Linked DNA regions of Homo sapiens: region 2 is linked to region 1. Evidence: chromatin loops called from intact Hi-C (ENCODE). Cell type or tissue: heart right ventricle. All regions are shown on one strand. Each heading gives the region's core, and the rest is flanking DNA. Links, peaks and the distances in the headings are about the cores only. Region 1 holds the start of LOC124903276 (translation machinery-associated protein 7-like). Region 2 has its middle 76 kb from the start of C14orf132.

The links. Hi-C counts contacts between places; a loop is a spot of excess contacts. Peaks named below come from ENCODE experiments on the same cell type or tissue, not always from the same donor. Only the 100,000 strongest peaks of a DNase experiment are listed, where the experiment ranks them.
Region 2: it touches region 1 in a loop (2.5-fold over the local background); 56 of 110 quality-filtered maps call a loop at or near these places.

What each region holds. Positions count from the first base shown.
Region 1 is chr14:96,410,198-96,418,530 of GRCh38, reverse strand. All of the region lies in intron 4 of AK7 (adenylate kinase 7), which reads right to left. LOC124903276 (translation machinery-associated protein 7-like) reads right to left here and starts at 3,870. Exons shown (of 3, transcript XM_047432025.1): 1 at 3,798-3,870; 2 at 3,335-3,472; 3 at 999-1,081. The coding sequence starts at 3,870. The coding sequence ends at 999. RefSeq lists a silencer at 5,876-6,008. In heart right ventricle, for the core only: no CTCF peak of the experiment used is centred there; no DNase peak of the experiment used is centred there.
Region 2 is chr14:96,110,974-96,119,306 of GRCh38, reverse strand. No RefSeq gene overlaps it. Among named protein-coding and RNA genes, the nearest start is that of C14orf132, 76 kb to the right of the region's middle. In heart right ventricle, for the core only: no CTCF peak of the experiment used is centred there; no DNase peak of the experiment used is centred there; H3K27me3 peaks cover 344 bases.

The sequences.
Region 1 (8,333 bases), core at 44-8,043:
CAAAAACAAAAACAAAAACAAAAAGCCCTACTGAGGTAAGAGTACAGTTGCTCCTGAGAAAATGACTGGAGCCAAGCTGGGAATTGGTAGGGGATGCGGTAGGTGAGAGCCAGATTATCAGGGTTTCTGAGCCACACTGAGGAGTTCAGATTCATTCCAATAGCAATAAAAGGCTATGGAAGGATTTGAAGCCTTTTTTTTTTTTTTTAGACAAGGTCTCACTCTGTTGCCCAGGGTGGGGCGCAGTGGCACAATCACAGCGCACTGCAGCCTCAACCTCCTGGGAACAGCTGAGTCCACCTAGACTCCTGAGTAGTTGGGACTACAGGTGCTTGCCACCATGCCAGGCTAATAAAAAAAAATTGTTTTGTGTAAAGGCAGGGTCTCATTGTGATGTCCAGACTGGTCTCAAACTCCTGGTCTCAAGCAATCCTCCTGCCTCGGCCTCCCAAAGTGCTGGAATTACAGGCTTGAGCTACTAAGCCCAGTTGGGTTTTTCACTTTTAAAGCAGGACTGCAAAGTGATCTGAATTTCATATTTAATTTAATATTTTGATACATATTGTAATATATCATAGTGCATATATTTGGGGTATATGTAATATTCCAATACATGTATTTCTTTCTTTTAGCCACCTGGTTTGCTATTGATTGATACGTGTATTTTTAACTCGATATATCACCCTTGTACAGATTCTGGAGGTACCTGTGATATTCTGATACATGTTTTTTATTGATATATCAGAGTTGTGAATGACATTTCAACAAAATGGCTGAGGTGGTACTATGGAGGATGGATTGGAGGGCGCAAAGGCAGGCCCCAGCTGCACAACCACTTGAGTAGTCCAAGAAGCTAAAGGCTGAGGCTGGCTAGAAGGTTGCCATAGATACAAAGAGAGCAAAGTGTGTTTATGATACATTTCGGATGATGAATGAACAGAATTTACCAATGAGTTGACTGCTGGGAGGAGGGGAGTGAGGCTAGAGCAACTGAGATGCTAGGAGATGTCCTTGGGAGAAAGCTGGGAGAATGAGTTGTTGAGGGGAAGATCCACTTCAATTCTGTGTACACAGTAGATACCTAGTGAATACATATTGCACAATTAACTGTCCTCGTAAACAGGTCTAGTGGCCTACATGTAGGTTTGCCAGGTAAAACACAGGACATCCAGCTAAATTTGAATTTCAGATAAACAAATGACTAAATTTTTAGTACAAGCTTGTCTTCATATTGCACAGGGTATAGGTATGCTAAACAATTATTCACTGTCTATCTGAAATTCAGATCTAACTGGGTGTCCTGTATTTTCACTTGCCAGCTCCAGTCTGGAAACTGTGTAGTCAGCTTTGCCTTCAGGATGAATTGAGTCCTGGCCCCTCTGTAGCCCTGGCTCACATGGCATGCTGGGCCAGGTCACCTAACCCACCCTCCTTGCTCCCTGTGACTGGCCCAACACCCCTCTTCTGGATTTGCCCTACCCTTTGTCTTCAACGGCTGCCAGGGAAATGGTCACATTCCATGAGGTGAACCATAAGAGAACCATAGGTTGGATGGCCAATCTCTTCCCTGACATTTTGAGAAAGTGACTGAGAGAAAAGGAAGATCAATCTCTCTCTGGCCAGTGGCACTGGAGCCCATAAATTCCAACCAGAGGGGGCCGCAGGTTCTGAGCTGTCATTCCTTGATTCCTGGTTGGGACAGAGATCTGTTTGTGTATGATGCACCTTTGCGACCAGTTGCTAGGCTGTGTTCCCTTTAGTCCTTAAATTTCACTTGTTACAAACACAACAAATAAAGTGTATTTTGAACCCAAACCTTTAATATGGGTTTTAGTTCCTCCCAACTGTTTGCATCATTTGTCTTTCCAGTAAAGGGTAAGTGGTTGACCTTTCCTTTAGCAGGGGTTACAGCCGTGATCCTTTCATTGTTATATTATATATGGATGGCTGTCAGCATTTCTGGAAACTCAGCCTGCCTTACTACTATCTTGTTATAATTACTAAGCTCATTTAGAGGCTTCCTCTTTCTAGGAGGTAAAGAACATAGTCTACAGAGTAATCTCCCCTGCCCTTTATCAGGCCAATGGGCAAATCTGTTTTCTTGTAACACTCTAGCACTCTGTTGGATTCTCTTTTTTTTTTTTTGAGACAGAGTCTCACTCTGTCTCCAGGCTGGAGTGCAGTGGCACCATCCTGGCTCACTGCAACCTCTGCCTCCTGGCTTCAAGCAATTCTCCTGCCTCGGCCTCCTGAGTATCTGGGATTAAAGGCATACACCACCACACCCAGCTAATTTTTTTTGTATTTTTAGTAAAGACGGGGTTTCACCATGTTGGCCAGGCTAGTCTTGAACTCCTGGCCTCAGGTGATCCACCTGCCTCGGCTTCCCAATGTGCTAGGATTACAGGCATGAGCCACTGTGCCCGGCCTGGATTCTCTTTTTAATTGGTGATTGTGTTTGGTTGCCCACGTGGATCATTTGGTGGACTCCGTTTCTCCCTGGTTATTACGTGTGACAATCAGAGCCCGTCGGCCCTTGTTCTGGAGTATTTGGTTGAATCAGGGTCACCTCTGGGTTATATCTCTTTACTCACACATACAGAAACAAGTACATAGCTAGACTTTAAAAACAAACAGGTTCTAAGGGAAAAACCAACCCCAATATATATTAAGATTGTCCTATTATTAAAATTGATACCTTAATTATTTAATTAATGTATTAAATTAATTTAATTAATTAATGTATTAAATTAATTTAATTAATTAATGTATTAAATTAATTAATTTAATTAATGTATTAAAATTTATTAATAATAAATTAATATTTACCCTTCATTTGTAACAAAACTGATTTTTGTGCAGTTTTAATCCATTTGGATGCTTTTGGCTACCAGCAACAGAAAACCAAACTCAAAAAGACCTACGCACTGGGAAAATCATCTCCCATAAGTAGTGTTCCTAAGTCGGGTGGCTCCAGGCACCATGGGCTGGCCTGCCTCTGCTGTTTTTTCTTTGTTTTTCTTTTTTCCAAGAGTTTACTTTTAAATGTACAGTAGACTCCAAGACAACACTTCATTCCAGCTATAGGTGGCAAAAGATGTGATGCAGGGAATCCAGATGTTCAAATATACATGGAATCAAGGGTCACCATCGCCTCAGGCACAAGGAACAGCTTACTGCTTGCCAGATTTCCTTTTTTCTTTTCTTTTCAAAATATTTATTTATTTATTTATTTATTTTTAGAGATGGTGTCTTGCTGTGTTGCTCAGGCTGGTCTTGAACTCCTGGGCTCAAGTGATCCTCCCACCTTAGCCTTCCAATGTGCTGGGGTTACAGGTGTGAGCAACCATGCCCAGCCAATTGCCAGATTTCTTAATTCCACCTGTGGTGAGGGGTCCCTTCCCCATGGCCTTTGCTTTTAGCCCCTCAAATTTCTTCTGCTCCTCTTTTTGTTTCTGCTTGAAAGCCTTATCTTCAGCCATGTTCGGTCATTCACACCTGTAATCCCAGTACTTTGGGAGGCCAAGGCAGGTGGGTTAATTGAGCCCAGAAATTTGAGACCAGCCTGGGCAACATGGCAAAACCCTGTCACTACAAAAACATTTTAAAAATTAGCTGGGCATGGCGGCAGGTGCCTGTAGTCCCAGCTAATCAGGAGGCTAAGGCCAGAGAATCACTTGAGCCCAGGAGGTGGAGGTTGCAGTGAGCTGAGCCCAGGTTGCACCACTGCACTCCAGCCTGCACCACACTAAAAAAAAAAAAAAAAAAAAAAAGAAGGAATCCTTATCTTCTTCAACCTCCATCCGTCTTCTTGGCCTGTTTCTTGGGCTGTTTTAGGGACTTTTTCTTGCCACCTTCGTGGCCAGACATAGCGCCTACCACACCTTCCCCAGGCCCTGCACTGGAAACTGGCTCTGCTGTTCTGATGCCTTCTGAGCTCTGCCTCCTATGTGTGGCCTTCCTTTTCAGGATCACAGCAAGACTAGTAGCAGCAGTCCAAGCTTCACATCCAGATATGACAACATCCACAAAGAAAGAAAGCCCGTGTCTTCCTTGAAGTCTCTCCTAATCAGGGATGAGCCCTTCCTGGGAGTCTCCTGGCCATCTTTCCTCTGTGCCAGAGACTAAACCAGACTGATTTCCTGGATGCAGTTAGACTACATATTCCGGGCTCCTCAGCTATGGGCTGAGTTTTAGTCAAAGAAATTTGCAGAAGTGATGAGCATCTCTTCCAAGCCTGGTTCATAAAGCTTCCCATGCATAATCTTTTGTGTTTCTCTCCCCTCCACAGGCCTGATGCAAGTGTGCACGACAGCCCCAGAGGTAATTCTGGAAGGCGTTGGAGCCATCCAACAGAAGGAGCCTGGATCTTGAATCAGAGTTGGGAGAAGACTGACTTGATCATCAGCAACACTTGTTTTACATTTTACCTGAGCAAGGTACAAACTTCCTCCATGTGTAAGCCACTCTACATTTTGGGGGTAGGTTTGTTACATCCCACATCCCAAAATTGGATTGCATGCCCACCCCTTAGCCAATCATCGGCAAGAAGAATAGAACCATCATGGCTAGTTTGGATCAATCAGGATTTTCCCCTGGAATGGGAATAGAATCTCCCTTCTCTAGATTTCATGGGCAGTGTGGACACTTGAACTTAACAAGTCATGGCTCTGCTGGCAAGGAAGACAGTGGGGTGGCATCATGACAGGAAGCCAGTAGCATTTACAACAATCTAATATTCACTTTTCTGAGTTACATTATGGAGTCATGGCTTTTCACATACTCAACTGATTTCAATTAAGCATAATGTATTAGTCAGGATCCTCGTGGGAAAGAAACAGCATATTCAATGTTGGGTAATTTCAAGAGAGTTTAATAACAGGACTGTTTACGAAGATGTGGGCAGGGTGTAGGGAAACCACGTCACCTGGAGCCAGGAACAGGTGCTCTGTACTACTCCTAAATCCAAACGTGTTGAGTGGGCAGGCAACGATTAGAGCCCAGGGACAGGGGTTGCCCGGCAGGCGCAGTGGCTTGGGTTCAGAGACTCAGCCTACCCACAGCAACTCTGCCGAAGGGAGCTAGGGGAATAAGTGATCTGACCTCATTCTTCTCAATTCCCCTATCCTCTCACCAGTGAGCCCCACTGGCCAAACCCAGTTGGGAGCAGAGGACAAGGTTGCTTACTGATCTAGACTACAAGTTTGGAGCAGGGTGGAGAAGAGCAGAGAGTGGCTCTGGAGGGGCAGGTGGGAAGCAACCAACAGACAGAATCACTTTTGCGATGCTCGCCTTCTCACAGTGTGGCTGGTGGGGACCCTCTTTGTCCTCTCAGGCCTACTCAGGACATCTCTGAACAGATCTTGGCTCTGTAGCATCAACAATAGGTTCCAGCCTATCCCAGTTTTCACTGGCCCAAGACACAGAATCAACTCCCTCCCAACTCCAGAGTCCTGGAGTTAACTTCTACTGGAAAACAGACTTACAGAATACAATTTGTGTACTGGGGGTGCTCAGAAGGGCTGCTGTTGGGACATTTTTCATAGTGACAGAGCTTATCTTTTATAAGGTCATCAGCTGACAATGATTTTTTTCCAACCTATTATGTTAGTGACTCTTTCTTTACTTAGAACCGGTTTCCTTGGCTGTTAAAACTTCCTGTGTAGCTGGGAGCAGTGGCTCACGCCTGTAATCCCAGCACTTTGGGAGGCTGAAGTGCGCAGATCACCTGAGGTCGGGAGTTTGAGACCAGCCTGGCCAACACGGTGAAACCCCATCTCTACTTAAAATACAAAAAATTAGACAGGAGTGGTAGCATGTGCCTGTAATCCCAGCTACTTGGGAGGCTGAGGCAGGAGAATCACTTGAACCTGGGAGGTGGAGGCTGCAGTGAGCCAAGATCATGCCACCACACTTTAACCTGGGTGACATAGCAAGACTGTCTCAAAAAAAAAAAAAAGTACTGCAAGGCCAAGGGAGAGCTAAGAAAGTACCAGGAGTCACGGCCGGGCGCAGTGGCTCGTGTCTGTAACCCCAGCACTTTGGGAGGCGGAGGCGGGTGGATCACCTGAGGTCAGGAGTTCGAGACCAGCCTGACCAACATGGTGAAAACCCATCTCTACTAAAAATACAAAAATTAGCTGGGTGTGGTGGCGGGCTCCTATAATCCCAGCTACTCGGGAGGCTGAGGCAAGAGAATTGCTTGAACCTGGGAGGCGGAGGTTGCAGTGAGCTGAGATTGTGCCATTGTACTCCAGCCTGAACAACAGAGTAAGACTTCATCTCAAAAAAAAAAAAAAAAAAAGAAAGAAAGAAAGGAAGAAAGTACCAGGAGTCCTTGCAGCTCACCTTTCTTCTTCCCATCCCAAGTCTATCTTATAGGGATTACGATTTAGAGTCCATGATTAGAACTCTCCTTTCAAAAGCCAACCCTGGTAAATCTGGCAGAGGAAACCCTTCTTTGGAGGGCTCTGTTTTATAGACTTCGTCTCTAAAAACAAAACGAAAAAGACTTCCTGTGACAATGACAAAGAGACAGAAGCAGAGAAAAGCAGAGAGGAAAGTAGGAGAATTTACTGAGCTCCCCATGGCTCCCAGTCCTTGGCGCCCAGTGGCATCTCTGACCATGGGTTTTGTAAGACATTGTGTATGTCTTTCTAACATGTCTTCTTTCTGATTAAGAAAGCTGGATTCTGTTGCTTGCAAGCAAAAGTCTTACTCAGCTCACTCTGACTTCGAACGGATGCCACATCTTCTGCCACGCCCCCTTCAATTAGACTTGTTGGGGACAAACTTGTTTGTTTTGCGTAATCGGTCTTGTTGTATCTATACCCCCCACTGACTTCCTCATCCTCCTGGATTATTTAGAAGCAAATCTCAAACACAAATATTATTTATTACTTCATTAATCCTATTGCAGCTAGATTTGTCAATTATAAAATACTTAGCAGTATTTGGTCTTGTTTGAGGAATCCTCCATAAATTCTATAATTTTTCCTTTATTTATTTATTTTTTTTTTTGAGACAGGGCCTCTCTCTGTCGCCCAGGCTGGAGTACAGTGGTGCGATCTCTGCTCACTGCAACCTCTGCCTCCAAGGTTCAAGCAATTCTCCCACCTCAGCCTCCTGAGTAACTGGGACTACAGGCGCGTACCACCATACCCAACTAATTTTTGTATTTTTTGGTAGAGATGGGGTTTCACCATGTTGACCAGGCTGCTCTCAAACTCCTGATCTCAAGTGATCCGCCTGCCTTGGCCTTCCAAAGTGTTGGGATTATAGGTGTGAGCCACTGGGCTGGGCCTAATTTTTCTTTTAAAAAATTAAAGTTTTTGCTTTTTAATTTCAGTTATGTAATCCAACTGGAATTGACTTTGTGTGTGGCATGAGGTAGAGAATTTTGGAAAGTGATGAAAGTGTTCTGTATCCTAATTGTTGTGGTGGTTGTACAACTGCATGCAGTTGTTGAAACTCAGGACTATAAAAGGTTAACTTAACCGTATACAATACAGTAAATTTATTTATTTATTTGAGGCAGGGTCTCACTTTATCACCCAGGCTGAAGTGCAGTGGTGTGATCTCAGCTCACTGCAGGTTAGACCTCCCCAGCTCAAGCAATCCTCCCACCTCAGCCTCCTGAGTAGCTAAAACTACAGGTTTGCCACCGCACCTGGTTAATTTTTGCATTTTTTGTAGAGACGTGGTTTCGCCCTGTTACCCGGGCTGGTCTTGAACTCCTGAGCTCAAGCAATCCTCCTGCCTTGGCTTCCCAAAGTGCTGGGATTATAGGCAAGCACCACTACACCTGGCTTAGTACACTGATTATACCTTGATAAATCATTTAAAACCATCATTTGTCATTGGGGAAATGCAAATTAAAACCACAGTGACAGGATGAGGGCATGCCACAAGGACAGGAGCTAACACAGGAGCCACTGCTCCATGTTTTCTTTGGGGAACCATCTCTTCTCCATTCTCAGTCCATTCAGTGTAGGAGGCTTACTAGAGAGTGAAGTCTACTCAGAGCAGAAAAGAAACCATAAAAGAAAGAGAGAGAGTCAGTGAGCACTGAGGACATCGTTGAATCCTCTGGGCCCAGCTGTTCCTGAAGTCCGTTGTTGAACTTGTTCATTATTTTGCTTACTTTGGTTGGGACAATCAGTCCGGAAGCTAGCACAGTGGTCAGCCAGTCCATTGACTCATAATTGTTTTATAGTGGACACTTAGCTGGACGCTCTGAGGGAAGGGATTATAACAGGAATAAAATGACCATGACCTGCTCCTTGAGGTGATGGCATCCAAAGTAGTTGAGTAAACTTTACAAGGAAAGAGCA
Region 2 (8,333 bases), core at 281-8,280, 300 kb after region 1:
TCTACCTTTTTATTCTTTCTTTTGGCAAACACTGAAAGCACCTGTTATGTGGTTAGGGCTGGGCAAAGGGCTGAGTTAAAAAAATCATTTTAACAAAGAAATGTTCTTTTTCCTAATTTTCTTGATATAAACTTCTCTTGTTTCTCTGAGTTCTGGAGGCCTATGTGCTGGATCCTCCCAACCAGTGAGGGAGCCCCTGGAAGGCAGGAGGCTTGCCTTATTCCTGTAAACTCTGTTGCTCCAAAACACCATTGCCATTTACTAGCTTGCTGTGTGCCAGGCATGGTGCTACATACTTATTATGGAATTTAAAATTTTGATGTTTTGCATGGTTTATTTTGCATTAATTTGGCATTTGTAAAACATTACATTAGAATAGTATTTACCTTCATTACCTCAGCTGTTTTTTGGCACCCTTTAAATTTCGTGAGGAGGTTAGTACCTAACTCGCCTCACCTAATCCTGGCCCCGCATGGAGGTCTCAATACTTGCCTCAAAACTATGTGAATATCTGTTATTCTACTGGTGAATGTTCTGGAACGTTCCTCGGCATCTTGCAGGCATCAGTAGTCAAAGCAGGACAGAGAGAATTAATTACAGAACACTGGGTGGCATTCGGGAACAATAGGTCTCACCAAAGCCTGATTCTCAGCATCTTACTTAAACTACAAATCAACAGCTGGGAAGACAGGGAAGAAGGAGGACACTAGGTTCTCTTTCTTCAAGTCAAAAGTTTCCACTGCTCTGAATGGGCCACTTCATTCATGGCCCCTTCAATTGGCTGTTGTTTGTTCTCAAGGAACCAGGATTCCTCTGGGCTTGTGCCTTCTGGAGCTCTCTTCTTGTTAGAGTAGGTAGTTATGCAGACATGAGCAGGGCAGGAGAGGACCCCCCACCACCACAACTGACACCCAGGAAAGTCAGGCGACCATCAGGTAATGGTCAGGCAGTTGTTAAACTTTCTCTCTAAAATAATAATTGGTTGCAGCTGGTGCCAGGGAAAGGCAGTCTCCCAACAGATAGAAAATAACCGAAGCTGATGATCAGCAGCTTCCTGATAAGATCTCAGGAGTTGGGCAAGTGGGCTCAAGCGTGTGCACTAAGACGCAAAACGGCAGAGTTTAACTGGTATGTGATCTTCCTCTAGGAAAACTCGAGTAGCAAGGGGAAAACACCTAAAATGAGTATGCACATAACTTCAGTAAATACATTGTGCATGCAGCCCCTCCCAAGTGCTGGCGCATGAGGACAGCTCACCCCAAGGGAAGAATCAGAGGAGGAGAGATGCAGATGCTGGAATCATGCTAATGTATAAAATCCCAGGTCAAGGACTAAATGGCACTTGAATCTGTCAAGTCACCTACTTGGCCTTCTTTCAAGTGTACTTTACTTCCTTTCATTCCTGCTCTAAAACTTTTTAATAAACTTTCATTCCTGCTCTAAAACTTGCCTTGGTTTCTCACTGTGCCTTATGTCCCTCAGATGAATTTTTTCTCCTGAAGAGGCAAGAATCAAGTTGCTGCAGACCCATATGGATTTGCTGCTGCTAACATACTTTGGTGTCGTGACTCAGATACGTCCCCAGTGGTAAGATACTGCTAAGCCTTGCCTTCTTTGGCTGGGGTTGTTTAACCCCCGTGTGTGGTTTTCGTCTCCCCTTTCACACTCCTGCTTACTAACCAACCCCTGGAACAATCCCTCTCGGTCACAGTGGCTCTGTTACCCCAGGCTGATCTCTCAGCTCACCCTGACAGGTGGCTCATGGGAGTAGGAAGGACCTTGGCATCTGCAACAAGCAGACCTGAGGCACTGATAGCTCTCCTGGACAAGAGGCTCATGAGAGTGGTAGGGCTAAGGCCTGAGACCATGGAATGTCTGGGGTTTCCTCTGCTATTTTAACTAAAATCTTTTCTTTCTCAAAAAACCTGCACATCCTGTTCTCCTGTTTTCTCTAAGTGTGTTTTGAAATAGCCTTGTGCACCCACTGCACTGTCTGCCTCAGGGGCAGGTCTGCCTCTTCTCTGGTTTCACCTTGCATGCTGTCTGACTTCCTTCTCTGCCTTAAAACACACACTCCCTGTGATTTGTGCACCCGCGGCTCTTGCTGTATTTGTGCAGCAGCAAAGACATGGGCTCCCTGCAAATGTCTGTTGGCTCATTGCCAGGACAGACACTAATTGCAACCACACTCTGCCAGCTCCTTGTAAATTACCATACACTTTTCATCCCTGTTACACTCAAGGGCCAAGATTTTTTGGTGGCTTTTGAAACAGCTTGTCACCTGCATAGGGCCTCACTCTCACTCCTTTAAGGATCCCACTTACTTGCTTTTTTTGAGTTGGCATCCCTTTGGGAGGACAGAAAATTCCTCCTTTGACATTTGAAGCCCTTATCCTAAGCCCCAAGTCCTCTAGAAGTTCCTTCTTTATGTCAAGAGGGTAAATAAATGTTGCGCTCTGAAATCCAAGGGTTGCTGTTTTTGCGAGCATATGAAGGCTTTCCATGAGTGTCATTCTCACCTCTTCCCACTTCCTCATGTAGCAGGATTGTCCTGTCTGCTTAAGCATTTTTTCTGCGTGTTGCCCTGGGAGGATGAGGAACCCCAAATACAAATTTTCTTTCATTTCTCTAATCACTCCCATGCCCTTCTCAATATGCATCAAGACCTTCAAGGTCACATTCAAAGGGAGGAAAGTCCAGCCCCTTGTGGCAGTTGGCAAAAAAGCAGGCTTCTCATCTACTTAAAGAACATGGGAAATGGGAATCTGAGAAAAGAGATAATCATTTTGTTTCTCCCAGTGAGAGTCGCTATAAGGTCATGGAGACAAGGATATAGGCCAGCCCAAGGCCACAGGTGCAAGAGACAAAAGTACCCATAAGGGTCAGGTGCGGTGGCTCCCTGTAATCCCAGCACTTTGGGAGGCCGACGTGGGTGGATCACGAGGTCAGGCGTTCAAGACCAGCCTGGCCAACATGGTGAAACCCTGTCTCTAGGCCGGGTGTGGTGGCCCATGCCTGTAATCCCAGCACTTTGGGAAGCTGAGGTGGGCAGATCACCTGAGGTCGGGAATTTGAGACCAACATGGAGAAACCCCATCTCTACTAAAAATACAAAATTAGGCGGGCATGGTGGCACATGCCTGTAATTCCAGCTACTCAGGAGGCTGAGGCAGGAGAATCACTTGAACCTGGGAGGCAGAGGTTGCAGTGAGCCAAGATCGCACCATTGTACTCCAGCCTGGGCAACAAGAGTGAAACTCTGTCTGGAAAAAAAAAAAAAAAAAGGAAACCCTGTGTCTACTAAACATTTAAAAATTAGTTGGGCACAGTGGCAGGTGCATGTAATCCCAGCTACTTAGGAGGCTGAGGCAGGAGAATTGCTTTAAACCGGGAGGTGGAGGTTGCAGTGAGCCAAGATCGTGCTGCAATAAGCCGAGATCACGCTGCGGTGAGCCGAGATCGCGCCACTGCACTCCAGCCTGGGTGACAGAGCAAGACTCCATCTCAAAAAAAAAAAAAAAGTACCCACAGGACAGAGTTGAAGACAGATCCCAGGCTACAGGAACAGAACAGATTATCATTAGAACAGAGATGAAGGCAAGGTTGGGGTACTGGGCACGACCAATTCTTCCAAAACCCCAAGGATGAACAAGCTGTCCCCTGTTGACTCCAATATCTCCTCTGTTCTCAAGTGGATAATCGGGACCGAGGTTAAGGGTACCTAGTAAGATTGGCTCATTCTGGAACCCTAAGGATGAATGGGGGATGCCATGTTCAGAAAAGGATAACAGAGGGGACACCTTCTTTTTCCTTTTCCTCCTCTGTTCTCTCTTTGCAGATGAGGAATTGTGTCTCCATACCACAGGACACCCCCCTTGGATGCATCCCTAAGAACTGGGAAAAGTTTGATCTCCCAAACCTTAAAACAAAAAACTAGTTTTCCTCAGTAATACTGTTTGGCCTAAAAATGAACTGGGAAAAAAATCACAAAAGTCAGCCTTAGAATCCAGTGCACCTATGCAAGAAATCCTCAAATTAGCCTCTTCAGTCTTTTATAACCAAGATCAGGACAAGGAGGACAGGGCTAAGAAAAAGGAGAAACTCAAGGACAAGAGGCTGCTCACATATTGGCTGCTTTACAAGCCCCCAGCCCCTCCAGACTGCCCTAAGGCCACTCCTCCAGGTAACTGCCATTGGTGTGGGAAGCCAGGCTGCTGGAAGGCAAACTGGTCCAAGGGGATAAATGGGAAAAAGCCTCTCACAGTTTGACCCCTCTGCCACAAGCTCATCCACTAGAAATGGGACTGCTGGGACAGAATCCCAGCCCCTGAATGCTGTGAGCTGAAGGGGCTCTCTACTCAACTGGCTTCCAAATCAGACATCATCATCAATAGGACAAAGCCAAGGACAACTCCTGGAGGTGTCAAGTAAAATTATACATTTTCCTTTTGGATTCAAGAGCTGCCTACTCTGTGCTAATCTCCTTCTCTGAGCAACTCTCTTCCCAATCATATTGGATAGTGGGGACAAATTGCACCCCCTCCCTCCAAAAGAAAAGATTCACTCCCCTTTGGGGCAAAAATATACTTTCCAAGATGGGTGCCTCCTTAATATTTACCCAACCTCTAAATTCATCTTTCCCTCTAATAGCCCTGTTTCTCCTGGGAAAGCTACCTAAATCTTTAACCAATAACTTTAACCTGCACAGTCCTACTTCAGGGGTTTAAAAATAGCCCACACTTATTCAGACAAGCCCTAGCAAGAAATCTAACTGAGCAATCTCTTGAGCGGGGGATAACTTCTACAGTATGTAGATAACCTCCTTATCTGCTCCCCTTCACAGGACTTGCACAGCAACATGTAGTGCAAGCAGCAACTTTCTAATAGAAGGAAAATGACTTTTGCCTAATTCAAAGGTTATAAAGGTACAGAGGTATTTTTGGTAAGGAACATTATAAAGAAATGAGATTTTATATGAGAAAGGATCTTGTATGGTAAATTCTTGCCATACAGTAAAATGACTGGTTGTTTTAAAAGATGGATATTTAGGACAAGTCAGAAAGTCCAAGCATGTCATAGCTGGTCTGTGTAATTTGTGAAAAGATTTGTGAAAGGGAATTTATAAAAATTGTACAGTTTCAAAGGTCATTAGGTATACTACATGCTTTAAGGTCATAAACTGCTACTATAACTCTTAATAACTGTACAATTTGCCTGCTTTAAAGCCATTAAATTCTAAGTAAAGCTTAGGAAAATATGGAGTTAGCTATGACCCCTAGCTAAAGAGTCAGACTTTTTTTTTTTTTTTTGAGATGGAGTCTCACTCTGTCACCCAGGCTGGAGTGCAGTGGTGCGATCTTGGCTTACTGCAACCTCTGCTTCCTAGGTTCAAGTGATTCTTCTGCTTCAGCCTCCTGAGTAGCTGGGACTACAGGTATGCGCCACCACCCCCCCAGCTAATTTTTGTATTTTTAGTAGAGACGGGGTTTCACCATATTGGTCAGGCTGGTCTTGAACTCCTGACCTTGTGATCCACCTGCCTCAGCCTCTCAAAGTGCTGGGATTACAGGCATGAGCCACTGTGCCAGGCTCAGACTCTATTTCATTTCAACATCTCTACTTGTCTTAAAACTCAAGGAGTCTTCTATGTTTGTGGCCAATCAGTTCACCAATGCCTTCCCACTAAGTGGACTGAAACTTATACCATAGACTATGTATCCCTGAACATCTTTGTAGCCCTTGGCAATCTCTTTCTTCCAGTACCAATACACTGGCATTCCATCTTGCTCAGGGTGAAGAGGGCTATCCAATTAATTCCTTTTCTCACAGGACTTGGCATCATAGCCAGTACAGGAGCTGGAATTGCTGGAATCACAAAAGTCTCCTTAACCTACAGCCAACTCTCAAAGGAAATCAACAACATTGAGGCCATGGCCAAAACCTTAACAATCTTGCAAGAACAAATCAACTCTTTAGCAGCTGTAATCCTCCAAAACAATCAAGGACTAGAGATGTTAATGGCCAGTACAATTTGTTTAGCCTTAGATAAAAAATGATGCTTTTGTGTAAATCAACTGGGAAAAGTATAAGACAACATCAGACAACTCCTAAATTGAGCCTCCAATTTACAGGAACAAGGCTCCCAGAGTTGGCAAAATTGGAAAGGAACCTGGAAATAATTATCCTGGATTCTTCTCTTTTTGGTTCCCCTCATTAGTCTGATTTTTGCTCCTTTTTGGTCCATGTCCTCTAAATCTAATAACTCCATTTATCTCCTCTTGCCTTCAGGTCATCAAGCTCCAGATGATCCTCAGTGAGGGATGCCATCCTCTCAATATTCAAGTCACCCTTCTACAGCGGACCCCTAGACTGCCCAGCAGAGGGACACGACAGAGATAAAATCCTGCCCATTTCCCTTGGACCTGGCTGAATACCACTTTCACCAACCCATGGAGCCACCCTGCCCTGACAGCTAGCAAGAGTCCAAGACCCACAGAACAACCACCACCACCCCTCTGTCAGCAGGAAGCAGTTAGAGAAGACTGACCTTCATCCCGTTTCCCAAAGAATTGGGTCTTGGACTCTTGAGTGGGAAAATGTTAGAGTAGGGCAGGAGAGCACTGCCTTCCCAACCCCCTTCTCTGACACCGAGGAATGTCAGACAACCATTAGGTGCTGGTCAGGCAGTTGTTAAACTGTCTTGCTAAGATAATAGCTGGTTACAGCTGGCACTAGGGAACAGCAAAAACAACTGAAAACAATGGAAGCTGGTGATCAGCAGCTTCCCAATAAGATCTTGGGAGTTGGGTGAGTGGGCTCAAGCATGCGCACTAAGAGGTAAAATGGTGGAGTTTAACTGGTAGACGACCTTCCTCTGGGAACACTGGACTGATTAGGGAAAAACCCTTCAAGTGAGTGTGCATGCAACTTCACTAAACGTATTGTGCATGCAGCCCCTCCCAAGTGCTGGCAGGCCACTGCTCATGAGGACAGCCTGCCCAAAGGGAAGAATGGAGGAGGAGAAATGGGGATCCAGGAAAAATGCCAGTGTAAAAAGACCCCAAGTCAAGGACTAAATGGGAGCTGAATCTCTCAAGTCGCCTGCTTGGCCCTCTTCCAAGAGTACTTTGTTTTGTTCCTGCTCTAAGACTTTTTTTTTTTTTTTTTTTGAGATGGAGTTTCACTCTTGTTGCCCAGGCTGGAGTACAATGGCACAGTCTCAGCTCACGGCAACCTCCACCTTCCAGGTTCAAATGATTCTCCTGCCTCAGCCTCCCGAGTAGCTGGGATTACAGGTGCCCACCACTACACCAGGCAAATTTTTGTATTTTTAGTAGAGACACGGTTTCACCATGTTGGCCAGGCTGGTCTCGAACTCCCGAACTCAGCTGATCCACCTGCCTTGGCCTCCCAAAGTGCTGGGATTACAGATGTGAGCCACTGCACCCAGTCTCTAAAACTTTTTAATAAACTCGCTCCTGTTCTAAAACTTGCCTTGGTCTCTTACTCTGCCTTATGCCCCTCAGATGAATATTTTCCCCAGAGGAGGCAAGAATTGAGTTGCTGCAGACCCCTGTGGATGCACCACTGCTAACATTCTCTCCTCTGTCCTAGGAACTCCCTTCCTCTTGCTTTCACATGTCAACACGTCAGGACCTCAAATTTTGGCTGGTAATTTCTATGGGAGCAGCGGGGGTGGGGGGGGCACGCACTACATGGGAGCTACTATGGTTACCCTGAGCTTGTGTCCTCAGCTCCTACCAGCAACTTCCCCTTCTGGAGCTCCATGGCAGGTCCTTGATGGAGCTATTCCTGGGAGCCACCTGCAAACTCTGAACTGATTGGCGTTTCTATCCTCTGCCTTTCTTTCCTTTTCTTTTTAAGTTCTGAAAAAAGAACAATTCATGGTACTTCTCAATAATTTATATTGCCAACTCCCCAGTTCTCATCTGTATACTGAGGCTACAGGTCAACCATGTGACTTGTTCCAAAGGGAAACCCATGTCTGTGTGATTCAAGCCAGAATCCACTTCCATAGCTACAGAAATGGAGGCCAAGTTGATGTGGGGCTTATTTATCTAAAAGCTTTAAAGAGAAGCAGATGACCACATGGCATATGAGAGGGAGAGATTTTTCTGCACAAACCAGCATCCCAGACTGCAAGTGATTTCTCCAAGATGTTCTTGAATTAATAATGGCAATAGGTCTCCTGAGAGGAAAGTGGTTGCTTTCTTAAAAGGGTCTCCGATATGCTTCTTGGGCTCCCACATAAGGAGCCAGTGCCCATGATGCAGGGGATGTGCCTGTAGATTTCCAGAACTGTAGCCTCTGCT